Linked DNA regions of Mus musculus: region 2 is linked to region 1. The links are chromatin loops, found by intact Hi-C in ENCODE. Cell type or tissue: left cerebral cortex. All regions are shown on one strand. Each heading gives the region's core, and the rest is flanking DNA. Links, peaks and the distances in the headings are about the cores only.

Region 1 (7,856 bases), core at 1,383-6,382:
AGCCTGTAAGAGCCTCCACCTGGTGGCCAGCGAGAAATCAAGGCCTGCAATCAAGAAATGAATACTTCTGGGCACAGAGAGACAGTGCAGCACTTAATACATAGTACTTGTTGCTCTTGCAAAAAAACAAAAACAAAAACAAAAACAAAAAACAAAAAAAAAAAAACCTGAGTTCTGTCCCCAGAAGCCACATCAGGCAGGTTACAACCACCTGTAACTCTTAACTCTGGGGCAATGGATCCCACACTTCCTAATGCTTTTACCCTTTAATAAGTTCCTAATGTTGTGGTGACCCCCGAAACCATAAAATTATTTCAATGCTACTTCATAACTGTGACTATCAGATATGGTCCTCCAAGGGGGTCACGACCCACAGCTTGAGAAACACTGCTCTAGGTTATCTGATGACCTCATCTCAATTTCTTTGGCACCTGCACTTACATTCACACATACATTCACATAGACACACAGACACACACACACACACATGTATGCGCACATATGCATATACATACATACAGGCATACATCTAATTAGAAAATAAATCTGTTTAACACAGAGATGATGCAGGGCAGTGGTGGTGCATGCCTTTAATCAGAGCATTTGCAAGGCAAAGGCAGAGGAAGAGGCAGAGACAGAGGCAGGAGGATCTGTGTGTGTGTGTGTGTGTGTGTGTGTAAGAGAGAGAGAGAGAGAGAGAGAGAGAGAGAGAGAGAGAGGTTAGTACTGTCAAGGTCAGTAATTTGAGTGAACTTGGAGTTGTTCTATGTAGGAATGCAGCCAACCTGACACAGTTAACAAAAGATGCAGTGAAGCCATGATGCCTGGACTCTTGACCCATATATTCTGCAATAATAAATAGGTGTTATTTTTAAACGATTGAGTGTGTGGTGACTTTCTATGTGGCAACCAATAAACAATAAAAAGGGATGACATAGGACAACCTATTTTCAAACAACTGACCTCTGGTGGCAAGGTCTACATGAAATATCATAAAAATCTTTGGGACACTGAAACCTTGAAACAAGGCAAAGAACAAAATCACTGCTTTGGCTATTTTTCTTCCTTTCACTCTCCTCATCTGTTCATCACAGTGATAGAAATTCCCTTTCTCATAAAGAGTCAAATCCGTTATAATAAAGTACAAACCCATCTCTAAAAGTAAACTGTACACCTTTAGGGTTGGTTGCAACACTTGGTGACCTTCTATAATCCCCAAGAACCTCAGATATGATTCAACAATTTGAAATGTTGACTCATTACCAAATAAAAGTTTGTCAAATGCTAAGCTAAATTCAAGCACGATTCTAAAACACTAAGCAACCTAAATAGAAAATGGCTTTAGTTTTTCTTCTTCAGGAAGTTATTCTTGGTGTTGAGACACAGAATTTGAATGTATTGCTATCAGTATATATGTGACAAACTCCTGAAAGTGCTCTAGCATTCTAAACAGAAGCAAAAGAGGCAAAGAGACTTTGCCAGTCAGTGCCTGGCAAATACAGAAGTGGATGCTCACAGTCATATATAGGATGGAACACAGGGCCCCCAATGGAGAAGCTAGAGAAAGTACCCAAGAGTTGAAGGGGTCTGCAAACCTATAGGTAGAACAACAATATGAACTAACCAGTACCCCCAGAGCTTGTGTCTCTAGCTGCATATGTAGCAGAAGATGGCCTAGTCGGCCATCACTGGGAAGAGAGGACCCTTGGTTTAGCAAACTTTATATGCCCCAGTACAGGGGAAAGTCAGGGCCAAGAAGTGGGAGTGAGTGGGTAGGGGAGCAGGGCAGGGGGGAGGGTATAGGGGACTTTTGTGATAGCATTTGAAATGTAAATGAAGAAAATATCCAATAAAAAAAGAGGCAAGGGCTTGGTCATCTATGTCAGGAAAGATACCACTGGCAGTAACTCAGGTAGAATGGGTGCTATTTTTAAATCTCTTTGCAAAAAAAACATTGCATAAGCTCTCATAGTGACTCACAAACGCATTGAGTCATGGGAGAGTGGGAGGGGTAACAGAAAATGCTGTTCTTCTTTCATTTCTTCATACAGGATATTACTCGTTAATAAAGGCAAAGTCACTTACTAAATATTAGGAGTGGCCATCTGGTACTAGTCTAACCCCTCACTGTACAGACCAGATGTTGAAGATCATCTGATGCTTTATCTCATTATTGAAAAAAAAAAAAAAAAACCTCTTCTGACTGATTATGGAATCCAGGCAAGGCAATGGTAGCAGGGTACTCAACAGATCTGTCCAGGAAAGCCCATAGTAAAAGAAAGGTCACTCCCCAGAGACATGAATACTTACTTGTTCCACTGGGTATGACCAGGAATAGGCAAACCCAACTGTTCCCAAACATGTTGGTCTCAAGTTTTCTTACCTTTAAAAATGATAGAAAACTCCGGGCGTGGTGGCACACGCCTTTAATCCCAGCACTCGGGAGGCACAGGCAGGCAGATTTCTGAGTTCAAGGCCAGCCTGGTCTACAGAGTGAGTTCCAGGACAGCCAAGGCTATACAGAGGAACCGTGTCTCAAAAACAACAACAACAAAAAATGATAGAAAACAACACAGAGCCAGACATCCCTGTAATCATTAGAGTAATGATATCGTGACATGTTCAGTAGGTTTAGAATTATTTCAAAATAAAAAGTTAAAGGAGCCAGGGCTACACAGAGAAACCCTGTCTCGAAAACAAACAAACAAAGTTAAAGGAAACAAAAGAAGTGCATGGACTGGAGCAAGTAAGGACAACAACAGCTTTCAATAGCAAAGAAAGCTGAGAGACGGTCAGATATAAGTGTGTAGAAAGAAAACTTCCAGACCTCAAAATCTATAAGCAGTGAAATCAACTCTTCAATAATGTAAGATGGCATACATCATTAAAGCGAATTATCAAGTGTTTCTCTCCTTCAGAAGGAAAGTCCACAAGGAAGAACAGATATTTAAGAAGGAAAGCGGGAGGAGTAAGAAAGAAAATGTTGCCAGGTGGTGGGGGGCAGAGGCAGGAGGATCTCTGAGTTCCAGGCCAGCCTGGTGTACAGAGTTCCAAGACAGACAAGGCTACTCAGAGAAATCTTGTCTCAAAAAATAAATACATAAATGGAAGGAAGGAAGGAAGGAAGGAAGGAAGGAAGGAAGGAAGGAAGGAAAGATAACATTTTAAATTTAGCCATTGCAACACTGGTTCTCAACCTTCGTTATAATGCAACCATTTAATACAGTTTCTCATGTTGTGGATTACTCTCAACCATAAAATTATTTTGTTTCTACTTTTTAACTGTAATTTTGCTGCTGTTATATTGTTATGAATTGTAATGTAAATGTCTGATATACAGGCTATGTGATATATGACCCCAAAGGGGTTGTGACCTACAGGTTGAGAACCACTAAGCTAGAAGGAAAGCAATCGAGGGATCCTAAGAACTGACCTTAGAACATACAAGAATAGCAGGCTGTGGTGAACATGTTTAATCCTAACACTGGGCAGACTGAGGCAGGCAGATCTATGTGATTTGTGAATTCTAGGACAGCCTGTTGTGACATAGTGAGTTCCAGGATAGTCAAGACTACATAGAGAGACCCTGTCTCAAAATTAAAACAAGATTCAAACCCACACCTTTCTTTAGTCATGAAAATGGTGACATCACCACATCTCAATGAACTGCCTGTGGAAAATTACTAGAGAGGAAAGGAAATTATGCCTCCAGACGACACTTTGAGAATGGCTGCTGCTCTCATCTTTCTGTCATACCCTAAAGCTGGGCTTCCTGAGTTTGCTTTTCTCGGCAATGTCGGGGTCACAGAGGCAATCCACATGTTCTATTTAGGAAGGTTACCAGGGGACAAGCTGGCATTCATATGCTTCCGGCAAGGATCCGCAAGGCGCCGCTAGAGGACATGAGGCTAGAAAGGCAGCAGCGCGCCTCGCCCTACCCCGCCCTCCGGGTTTGCGCCATGGGTGTCACGAGAGAGCCCGGAAGAGGGCAGTGTCTGGAACAGAGGGCGGTGCTTCGGCGGGCTTTCATCCTTACTGGTCGCGATCTCTCCGGCTCCCCGTCCAGGGAGGAGCTTCTGCGGACTTAAAAGGCACCGTCTTGCCACTTCTTAGCTGCGCAGTTTCCCCGAAGTAAGTTTGCCAGTTTTCTGTCTTATACTGAGGTTCGCCGGGTCATGGTGCCAGCCTGACTGAGAAGAGGACGCTCCCGGGAAACGAATGAGGAACCACCTCCTCCTGCTGTTCAAGTACAGGGGCCTGGTGCGCAAAGGGAAGAAAAGCAAAAGACGAAAATGGCTAAATTTAAGATCCGTCCAGCCACTGCCTCTGACTGCAGTGACATCCTGCGACTGATCAAGGTAGGTAAAAGTCCGGGCTCTCCCTAGGGCAGAGGGTAGGGGAGGCTCTGTTGACCGGGGAAATCCTCATCTGCAGTTCTGAGACGCAGCCAGGCCAGTAAATTCCGCCTTCTTGGCCTGCCAACCCCAGCCCGGGTCAGGCTCGGCTGTTCGGCGCCAGGCAGGACTCAGTCACCGCTCTACCCTGCCTGCCCCATTTCTCTTCCCGTGAGCTGGCTAGGCTGGCCAGGAGTTTCATTGTCCTTTTCTTTATATGTCGTCCCCAGGAACTGGCTAAATATGAATACATGGAAGATCAAGTCATTTTAACTGAGAAAGGTAACAAGGCGTGGCGGGGGAGGGGGAGGGGCGGGTAATATCTGTTTCCTGGCACCTCCAAAGGTCAACTCTCACTGTCTCTGCCTCCCCTGTCTTACAGATCTCCAAGAGGATGGCTTTGGAGAACACCCCTTCTACCACTGCCTGGTTGCAGAAGTGCCTAAAGAGCACTGGACCCCTGAAGGTAACCCCTGATCCCTGTCGAGAAGCCAGAGAGAACTAATGTTATATCAAACCCGTAGAGCCTACTGGGCAGAACCCGTGACTACGCGGGCAGAGGTTACTGAGGAGCTGGCTGGAAATAACAACCAGCCAGTGTGCAAATGACTGAGGAAAAAAAATATATGTGTAGTGTACTTTCTAATAGGGCGGGTTATGAGAGAGCTGTTTGAGCAAGTATCAAAGTTCTGTAGAAACCCGGAAAAGTTAGTTATAATGTCATTTGTTGTAATTCCGTTTCATAAAATGGTTTTTGTTTGACCCTAACCTAACTTTTTTTTTTTTTGTAATTGTGTTAAATCACATTTTTTTCTTTAATTTGTCCCAATCTTCAGGTTACAGTCTCTAGCTTCGCCATGTACATGGCCCTTCTGTGTACATGGATGGGCGGGGAGGTAACTAAAAGACCCTTTACACAATAAAGTAGATGATCATGATAAATGAGGTAAGGTCCTATTATCGCACACTTAAAACACAGTAGATCAGAAATTTATTTTCGCTTCCTGTCTGTCTGCAAAGAAATACAAAATGGCTAGAAAATTTAATTTGCAACCATTGCCTCTAATTTGCAACCTTTGCCTCCATTTGAAATTGAATTGACACTCCTTATGAGGTAGTCAGTTGTTAATTATTATTTTTAGTTATGTATTGACACCTTTTTTTTTTTTTTTTTTTTTTTTTTTTGCTGGCCCTTGTTGACTGGTCAGGAGACGGCTAAAAGGGGAAGTTGTTTGGGTGGGTGCTTTCTTGAGTTTTCTTCTGATGTTTGTTCCTTAGGCTCGAAGATAATCAGAACACGTAAGGGATGAACTAAGTTTTAGAAGTATGTGGGTGTTATGTAACACCTGTTTCTGGTTACTGCTATTTCTCCTGCCTTAAAGAGTGGGGGAAGTAAATTGAAAATTTATATGTGGGAGGGCAAGTTCTGAAAGTAAACATGGTTCTTTTGGTCTGGTCTTCTGACCTTAAGGAAGCAAGAGTTGGTAAACTGCAAGTATTTCCTCTTCTACACTGCTGTGTAAACCCAACTTTTGCCAAGCCAACATACCAGCATGTCATTAGGATGTGAATAATGTGTGTGTTTAGTTTAAGTCCCTGGCCCTTTTGTTCTGGCAAGTACTGAAAATGTTCTCATTTCCTAAGTGTGAGTCCTGCAGAGTACAGACTAGCCAGTCCACAAGTGTAGCCTAGCTTCAGCTATCTCTAATGTGTGCCTTTTGCAAGTACATGTCTGAGACCAGAGAGATCATTCATCATTGGTCTGGACTGTAGTAGCATAAACATAAGGAGGCAGTCCAGTTCCTGGCTACTTGTTTCAGTGGTGCACGCATATATATTTTCTTACAATCTACACTAGGCTTCTGATTCTACCAATACAGCTTGAATGGGTTGTTTTTCTTCTTTGCATCTCATGGGATACTCTGATTACAGGACATAGCATTGTTGGGTTCGCCATGTACTATTTTACCTATGACCCATGGATTGGCAAGTTGCTGTATCTTGAAGACTTCTTCGTGATGAGTGATTACAGAGGTACAGTTGACTTTGGGATTGGAGGTAGTTTAAGGAGAAATCAGAGCTCTTTGGCCTTAAAATGACTTAAGTAGAATTGTATTTCTTTCCTTTAGGCTTTGGTATAGGATCAGAAATTTTGAAGAATCTAAGCCAGGTATGTTCACTAGCATTTCACTGCATAGAGCCCAGGCTGGCCTGGTCCTCCTATGAGCCCTGGCTGGCCTCAAGCTCTTCTTCATCTGCCTAGTGCTGGGGATTAGAGCTGTGACCAGATGTCCTAGATTTGGGCTTCTGCATTTGTAAGAGTTACGGGGTTAGTGTAATGAGTGAATCAAGGTTGGGTCTTGGTAAGAGGGTGAAATGTTCTCTCTGGCTTATACTAGGTTGCCATGAAGTGTCGCTGCAGCAGTATGCACTTCTTGGTAGCAGAATGGAATGAACCATCTATCAACTTCTACAAAAGAAGAGGTGCTTCGGATCTGTCCAGTGAAGAGGGATGGAGGCTCTTCAAGATTGACAAAGAGTACTTGCTAAAAATGGCAGCAGAGGAGTGAGGCGTGCCGGTGTAGACAATGACAACCTCCATTGTGCTTTAGAATAATTCTCAGCTTCCCTTGCTTTCTATCTTGTGTGTAGTGAAATAATAGAGCGAGCACCCATTCCAAAGCTTTATTACCAGTGACGTTGTTGCATGTTTGAAATTCGGTCTGTTTAAAGTGGCAGTCATGTATGTGGTTTGGAGGCAGAATTCTTGAACATCTTTTGATGAAGAACAAGGTGGTATGATCTTACTATATAAGAAAAACAAAACTTCATTCTTGTGAGTCATTTAAATGTGTACAATGTACACACTGGTACTTAGAGTTTCTGTTTTGATTCTTTTTTTTTTAAATAAACTACTCTTTGATTTAAATATTCAGCCTGAGCATTTTTACTAGTCCTATATTATTCCTCATTATCTTTGTAACAAATAATATATAAGCTAAAAATACCTATCCATCAGTTCTCAGGTACTGGTGAATAGGAGAGGCTGCCTGGTGTTCAGAATACCCTACATTTTATCCCTAGCACCAAAGCGGGTGGGGGGTGACTTGAGAAGGAAAGAAAGAAAGAAATGGAATGGAACAGAGCGATGCACACAGTGAATAAGTCCATTGTTGCACAAGTGAAATGTGAAGGTGGGTTTATGAAACACTAACAATCAGGAAAAACATCTTGTCTCCAATGACCTCATCCCACACAAAATGCCCTTTGAAGTAAAACTAAGTAGGTCATTCTGCTAATCAAGAGGGAGTAAAACTCCCGGTTTTTAACAAGATTGCAGCTTTAAAAAGTGTCACACAAGCAACTTTGTCACAAGCAAATCAGATGACTTTACATATATGTACATAACTGTGTTAAACTAATGTCCTTCTACAGTAAGGACACAATAGGAGTCTTTCAACT
Region 2 (7,856 bases), core at 1,821-6,820, 120 kb after region 1:
AGGGGCATCTGGGTTCTTTCCAACTTCTGGCTATTATAAATAAGGCTGCTATGAACATAGTGGAGCACGTGTCCTTCTTACCGGTTGGGACATCTTCTGGATATATGCCCAGGAGAGATATTGAGGGATCCTCTGGTATTACTCTGTCCAATTTTCTGAGGAACTGCCAGACTGATTTCCAGAGTGGTTGTACAAGTTTGCAATCTCACCAACAATGGAGGAGTGTTGAGAGGCTAGATTATAGGCCACTAGTAGAACACATGCTTGGCTTACTCCAGGCACAAACTACACCTACCCTAAAACACCATTACTACCTAGCTAGATCTTCCTTTATCAGCAGACATATTTATTCCTAAAAATGTTCATGTGTGTGAGGACATTAGATAAGAATTTATGTTTTGTGATTTCACTTCATATGATGAGCATCTGAAAGCCGAGCTATATTCTCAGATGTGGGATTTCACGTTAATGTAAATAGTCTTCTAGTTTTGTAGGGAGAAAGGAGTAGATGTTCATGTGAATGTACACACAAAGAGAAATGTAAGAAACAGAATCAAGGCCTTATCTTAGTAGTAGACCATGTGTTTGCCATGAACAAAGTTAGAGTCTATTTCTAACACTACAAGTAAAATCTAAGAATTAATTTTTATCTTGAACATTAAATAATGAAAATATGTTAATGAACTATGATGGAAAATCTTAGGATGGAGATGCCAGAGCAAAATTGAACATGTATGATCCTCTTTAGGGAAATAACTGTGCCACTTAAGAGCAATAGTTTTAGTAGTCAACACAAATGATTAATGTTTGATCTATAGGGTGGCTGTGAAAGAAATTCACCCTTAAATTAAAATGAGACACAAAATAAGTAGTCTTTGGGTTTTACATTAGTAGGAGTTTATACAGACAGAAACACACACACACACACACACACACACACACACACACACATACACACACACGCGCGCCCACACACACACACACACACACACACACACACACACACACACACACATACACATCATGGGGCAAGGTGGAGGGACTAAGAAGTGGAAGGAAATAGGAGATGATCTTTTAAATCATCTGGGAATAAGAAAGATCTGTCAGTTTTTCACTTGGTACAAAATGCTCAGCTGTGAAAAATAAGTAACATTAAATATATATATATCACTATATCATATATCAATATATCTATATCTATGTGTGTGTGTGTGTGTGTGTGTATTTGTGGTACAGAAATTGCCTCACAAACCACATGAACACTGATGTCACTCTGAGAGGGATAGTTTATTGACTATACACACCAGGACTGGTTTACCAGGGCCATGATGGCATGGATTCAGGAGCTGAACCTTGACCCCAAGTTACCATTCTATAGAGTTCTTCTTTTTTGATGTTTTCTTTATTACATTTCAAATGTTATCCCCTTTCCTGTTTTCCTAGTCAAAAATCCTCTATCTCCTTCCACCTCGTCCTTCTCACCAACCCACCCACTCCTGCTTCCTTCCCCTGGCATTCCCCTCTAATGGGGCATAGAACATTCACATGACCAAGGGTCTCTCCTCCCATTGATGACCAACTAGTCCATCCTCTGCTACATGTGCAGCTAGAGCCATGAGTCCCACCATGTGTTTTCTTTGGTTGGTGGTTTAATCCCAGGGAGCTCTGGAAGTACTGGTTAGTTCATGTTGTTGTTCCTCCTATGGGGCTGCAAACCCCTTCAGCTCCTGTGTCCTTTCTCTAGCTCCTTCATTGGAGACCCTGTGCTCTGTCCAATGGAGGGCTGTGAGCATCCACTTCTGAATTTGTCAGGCACTAGCAGAGTCTCTCAGGAGACAGCTATATCAGGCTCCTGTTAGTAAGCTCCTGCTGGCATCCACAATAGTGTCTGCATTTGGTGGTTGTATATGGGATGAATCCCAGGTGGGGTAGTCTATGGATGGTCATTCCTTCAGTCTCTTCTCCTCATTTTGTTTCTGTAACTCCTTCCCTGGGTGTTTTGTTCCCTCTTCTAAGAATGATCAAAGTATCCACACTTTAGTCTTCCTTCTTTCTTGAGTTTCAAGTATTTTGCAAATTGTATCTTGGGTGTTCTATGTTTCTGGGCTAATATCCACTTATCAGTGAGTGCATATCATGTGTATTCTTTTGTGATTGGGTTACCTCACTCAGGATATTATCCTCTAGATATATCCATTTGCCTAAGAATTTCATAAATTCATTGTTTATAATAGCTGCGTAGCTCCAACATTTAATAAGGACACATGCTCCACTGTGTTCATAACAGCCTTATTTATAATAGCGAGAAGCTGGAAAGAACTCAGATGCCCCTCAAGAGAGGAATAGATACAGAAATGTGGTACATTTACACAATGGAGTACTATGAGATATTAAAAACAATGAATTTATGGAATTCTTAGGCAAATGGATGGATCTATAGGGTTCTTAAGCCCCAAACTACAAACTTCTGTGCCAAGTTATTTTACCAATCATGATTTAGAGATAGGGGATTTTCTAAGAAACATGTCTTTGTAGTACACTTATCCTGCTCCCATTGGTTGGGGTATTCAACTGTGGCAGAGGACTTGCCTTGTTTAATATTGATGTTCTAACCTATCTAACAGGATGGGACTTGTCTAACATTCATGTCTAAACTTGCCAACCAGAATGTCAATTACTCACATACATGTCTCTTTCTGCCAAATAGAATAGAATGTCAGTTCCCAGGGAGGTCTTAAGAATTTAAACTTGGGCTGGTGAGATGGCTCAGTGGCTAAGAACACTGACTGCTCTTCCAAAGGTCCTGAGTTCAAATCTCAGCAACCACGTGGTGGCTCACAACCATCCGTAATGAGATCTGACGCCCTCTTCTAGTGTCTGAAGACAGCTACACTGTACTTATGTATAACAATAAATAAACATCTAAAAAAACTTTAAAAAGAATTTAAACTTTATTAGAGCACTACTCAAAATGGAAGTCTCATTCCATAAAGTTTCTTCTTATATGGCACAGGTGTCTCTTGTATTTTGGGGCCCACGGGCAGCTTATAAAAGCAGATATCATCCAAGCTTATACATAGGCACAGGAAGTGCTATTGGGTAATTAGTTCAGTTCTAAGCTTATTGTGGGTAACTATACAAAACAGTTTTACTGACTTCTATTATGATTGGTACAGAATATCTAATTAATCTTTGTATTAGGAAGGTTCCTAGTAACAGCAGAAACATATGAAAAAGTTTCCTTATAATGACAGAGTAGCCAGGTAGCAGTTACCTAGGTCTTAACATTTTGTCTAGGTTTTAAAATTTTACCTAGGTCTTAACAAATATAATATAATACATATTTAATATGTTAAAGGTATATTTAAGAGTACTAACATAGGTTATATGCCCCAATACAGGGGAATACCAGGGCCAGGAAGCAGGAGTGGGTGGGTTGGAGAGTAGGGTGGGGGCGGAGGTTATAGGGGGACTTTTGGGATAGCATTTGAAGTGTAAATGTAGAAAATATCTAGTTAAAAACAAGAGTACTAACACACCCTGATATACAAACCAATTAAAGAAAAGGAAGAGACCATGATTTTGAAAGAGGGCTAAGGATTACTCAATGGGAAGATTTAGTGGGAGCAAACGGACAGAAAGAAATAATATTATTATATAATTGTATATTATAGTTTCAGAGAATAAAATGTATTAAAATATAAAAGCATTTTGGGACAAATACATTGTTCAGTTAAAGGTCTGCAATGTTCCTTCTGATGTCAGTTGTCTCATATTTACTACTTTGAAGGTTTTACTAATTTGAGGCTGATGAAATCAAATTAACTGCACTCTACTGCACCTTCAATTTAACCAGTATTTATCAGGTAGTTACTGTTTTTCATGCTCTGTGCTAAGAACTTAACATGTATTCAGTATCCCAGTCTTCTTGCCAGTTCTTGAGGCAGATGCAGCAGCTGTTCCTGTTTTGTCCTAGAACACTCTATCCTGGAAAACTTGGATTGGATTTGGTGTCTTGTCTGAGCCTCCTTGTATTCTTGCTCTAGGATGACATCTGCTGGTTCCTTTTGGGATCAGAGTCTAGAAGTTCATGTTCACAAGTGTTGCATTCTTACTTTGGTTTGTGTACTTGACCTTAGCTTTCATTCTGATTCCACTTACTGTGTGCTCTGGTGCATGAAATATGTATTTTAGTAAGGTTTGAGGGTACCAGGCTGAAAGACTCCATCGTCTGAAAGCAATGAGAGAATTGTCTTAGCACTAGTTTTTCAAAGCAGTTCTCTGACTTGTTTCCTAGCCAATTTTCCAGTTCTTGGAACTGAAACTTGCTGCTAAATCATCTTAAGCAAACACTCCACTGCTAGGCTATAACTACATACCAATTTTAACTAAAAATCAAATTGTGTGTGTGTGTGTGTGTGTGTGTGTTTGTTTGTGTGTGTGAATGTGTGTTTATATTTGAGTGCACTTGCTTGTCTCTCTATGAATATATAGCAGTCATGGGTAGACTATGTGGATATTAATCTATTGCTCTCCATCTTAATTTTTAAGACCAGGTCTCTTGCTGAACCTAGGACTTTTTGCTTGTGTAAGGATAGCCTACCTGGACAGCAAGCTCAGAGTTTGTCTGTCTCCACTCTCCAAATGCTGGTATTATTTTCACATGCCATCAAGTATACCTTTTTCTGTGGGTGCCAAAAATCCAAACACAAGTCCTCATGATAACATATATAAAGCCTTTTCCCAACCTCTATAACAATTTTGTATTTGTTTATTTATTTTTGCATTTTCAAAAGGGATTTATTATATAGGGTGCGACTGATCTTGAAAGCAAAGGACCATTTGAACTTTCAATCCTCCTAGGGAAGGAGCAACCTCAGTAAGCACTAGGAAAGTAAATGTGAAAGATGGGAGCAGGCTCAGTCTTAGGCACAATGCATGTGAAAGTGTCTTGTTTAGAGAGAGAAAGTAATGAAAACATTTTAGAATGGACAAGCAGCTTGCATAAAGGGAGGGGCCACAGAGTTGTAAATTGACCAAGCAGGCCTAAGTAGTAAGATGTACATGCCTTTAATCCCAGCACTCTGTAGGCAGAGTCAGATGGATTCTGAGTTTGAGACCAGCATAGCCTACAGAGTGAGATCCAGGAGAGCCTGGGCTACATAGAGAAACCCTGTCTTCCAAAACCAACTCATGAAGGACATTATGATGTGAAGGTTGATGAATATATCTTTGTTTTAAAATTTTTTGAGAATTTCCTACAATTTAATTATATTTTCTTTCCCTTAAATCCTTTTACATCCTCTGTATATCCAGACTCACCTGCTGCTTCCTGATCTTTCTCTCTCTCTTAAAAGAAATCACAACAGACAAAGAAAGCATAAAATACCTTAGAGTTCAATTTTTGTTAGCCAAACAATCAAGAAATGGCTCCACAAACTTTCTCACAGGCCAGTTTGTTAGAGGTGATTTGTCATTTATGGTTCTCTTTTATCATCTGACTCTAGCTTGTATTGAGTTGACAGAAAATAATCTAATACTTAGTGGAGAAAGCTCACAATGCCAAAAGCATGAGAAATAGTTATATCCAGGAAACAGCACAAAAATTGATTACCAAATATAAATGCCCAATCCAGTCCCGAATGTCTGTCTGTGTGTCTTTCTATCTGTCTGTCTAGACTGATCAGGTTATATTAAGGAATATATATGTACATACATATAAACAATGGAAAAACAGACGTTAAATTTGAAGGAAAGCTAGGAGGTATGTATGAGAGGGTTTGTACAGAGTAAGCAAAAGGTTAAAGGATATATAATTATATTCTAATATAAAATAAAGGAAATAATTTTAAAACCTAACCAGGACAGAGGCCTTGTCAACTCTCTTTTTCTCAAAATGGCCCACTTTAGTTTCATTGCAATTTGCAGACCTGTATAAATCCAAGCCCCCTTACCCTCAGTAAGTTCTTTCTTTAAGGAGAGGCCACAACATTTGGGAACCTTTGAACCAATATTTTGGTTGATCAAGTCTGAGATAACCACTGAAGAAACTGGGGCTGCTGACAGATCATGGCCTGAGTACATTTAGGGTAAAACTGATGAACTCAGAACACAAAACTATGCTACTGGAGGGCAAAGGTAGGGCCCCAGTATCATCTAGTTTGAAAGGTAAGATTAGTGTAAAAAGCCTGCTATGTCTATTTATGGTCAACAGATTAAGGTGGTTTTTGACTTTCTTTTAGTCATTTTCCATGTCTTATCTGTAATGCACCACTGAGGTTGCTGTCAGGGTCAGTTGGTTCAGTCTCTTGTTGTCTGGCTCAACCATTAGTTTTTGTAGTTTTCTGTAGCTATCTAGGCTTCGAGGCAGATAGCTATGAGCTATCTAGCCACTACAAGGCAGGAATTTGTCAGGATAATCTCCTCCTTCAAAGACACTGAGTCCACGTTACTGTGATTCATAATTGCCTTCTTAAGCTTCTGGAAGAAATTCATAGAAAAAAGTAGTTGACCAAATTCTCACTCAACATTGGCTTTCTGGTAATTAATAGATAAAATGCTTCCTATAGCATGCCTTTAGCTGATCTGAGTTGTTACAGAAGATTTTAATAACTCTATTTATGCTGCAACAGGCATGTTAACCACACCAAGCTTATTTCTGTTGAATGCATGGGTGGCATTACCCATGATAATTGCATTTTTCAACTTCCCTTTCTCCACTGAGATCAGGATCTAATGTCATGCCCGGCATGGCCCTGGAGGGAACAGAGTGGCATGGTTCCTTCCCCTGGAACAGAGTCCTGGTGTGAGCCTCCACAAATTCCTGGATACAGATATGAAAGTTTGGGTACAGCTCATTCCTAAAAGCCTACCCTCATTTAGTGCAGGACCATCAAAAGGATGCAAGACAGTTTGATTGTCTTGGCTTGTCAATCTGGAATCTGGCTTCTACTGCAAATTATCTCCAATGTAATTCTGTCTGTAATCTACTCCCTAGTTTCATTTTAACTCTATGAGGCATGTGACATTTTTAGTCTGAATGGAAGCTGGGGAGTGGGTTGTTTGAGCTGGATCCAGTAAACACAGGCATAGAAAACTCAGCTAGATTTGTATCTTTTTGCGGTCCAGAAGCAAATGGGAACCTCCTTAGTGGAAAGAGCCTGAGCCTCAGTTTCCATATCAGATTACTTGGAGCCTGAGGGCCATTTTGTGAGGTTCCTTGAGTTTAATGATCCCTCAGGTTTGACTTGATACTATGAGACTCTCCCTAAACATCTGTATCTGGTGACACAGAAGCCTTGGGGATATTTTGTGAGGTCTTGGAATTTAAAGGACATCTGTGTTACTTGTGAGATAGAGCACCTCACTAGCCAGGGACTGATTGTCTCAGTGCAATTTTGCAAGACTCCTCGAAGGGAGATTGCCTCTCCATGCCAATTGAGGTAAGAATTTCAGGATGACTCAGAAATCTTTCAGGATTGGCCGTTCCCGAAATAATATTGAGTTATCCCTGTAGTCTGCCAAGCTCCCAGTGGGGTAAACTTGTGGGAATGAGCCCACAACTACTTGATTCTGGTGACTATTTAAAGTTCCCATTTTCAAACAATCATTGAGGGAAAGACTGGCCAAGTCAAAACAGAACAGAATAGTGGATTGTGGAAGCTCTGCTTGGGTCAGAGGGTTGAAGAGACAAAAAGCAACAAGACCGATTCCATCTTTTCCTCCAAACTCTATTTTATGCTGCTGTTCTTGGAGATAGCTACTGTCTAGAAAGCTACTGTCTGCTGTCCTTAAAGTGATATGCCCCCTGCCCTTGGCCTCTGGGAGAGAGACCAACATTCCTTGAACCTTTCATG

Evidence for each region. Hi-C counts contacts between places; a loop is a spot of excess contacts. Peaks named below come from ENCODE experiments on the same cell type or tissue, not always from the same donor. Only the 100,000 strongest peaks of a DNase experiment are listed, where the experiment ranks them.
Region 2: it touches region 1 in a loop (5-fold over the local background); 2 of 42 quality-filtered maps call a loop at or near these places.

The regions. Positions count from the first base shown.
Region 1 is chrX:155,212,605-155,220,460 of GRCm38, reverse strand. Sat1 (spermidine/spermine N1-acetyl transferase 1) reads left to right here and starts at 4,012. Exons shown (of 6, transcript NM_009121.4): 1 at 4,012-4,358; 2 at 4,625-4,676; 3 at 4,777-4,860; 4 at 6,327-6,428; 5 at 6,524-6,564; 6 at 6,794-7,335. The coding sequence starts at 4,293. The coding sequence ends at 6,964. In left cerebral cortex, for the core only: a CTCF peak has its summit at 3,908; DNase peaks (open chromatin) are centred at 1,978, 3,978, 4,440 and 4,882; H3K4me3 peaks cover 2,566 bases; H3K27ac peaks cover 1,135 bases.
Region 2 is chrX:155,094,392-155,102,247 of GRCm38, reverse strand. No RefSeq gene overlaps it. Among named protein-coding and RNA genes, the nearest start is that of Magea1, 8.5 kb to the right of the region's middle. In left cerebral cortex, for the core only: a CTCF peak has its summit at 4,068 (motif pointing left); a DNase peak (open chromatin) is centred at 4,047.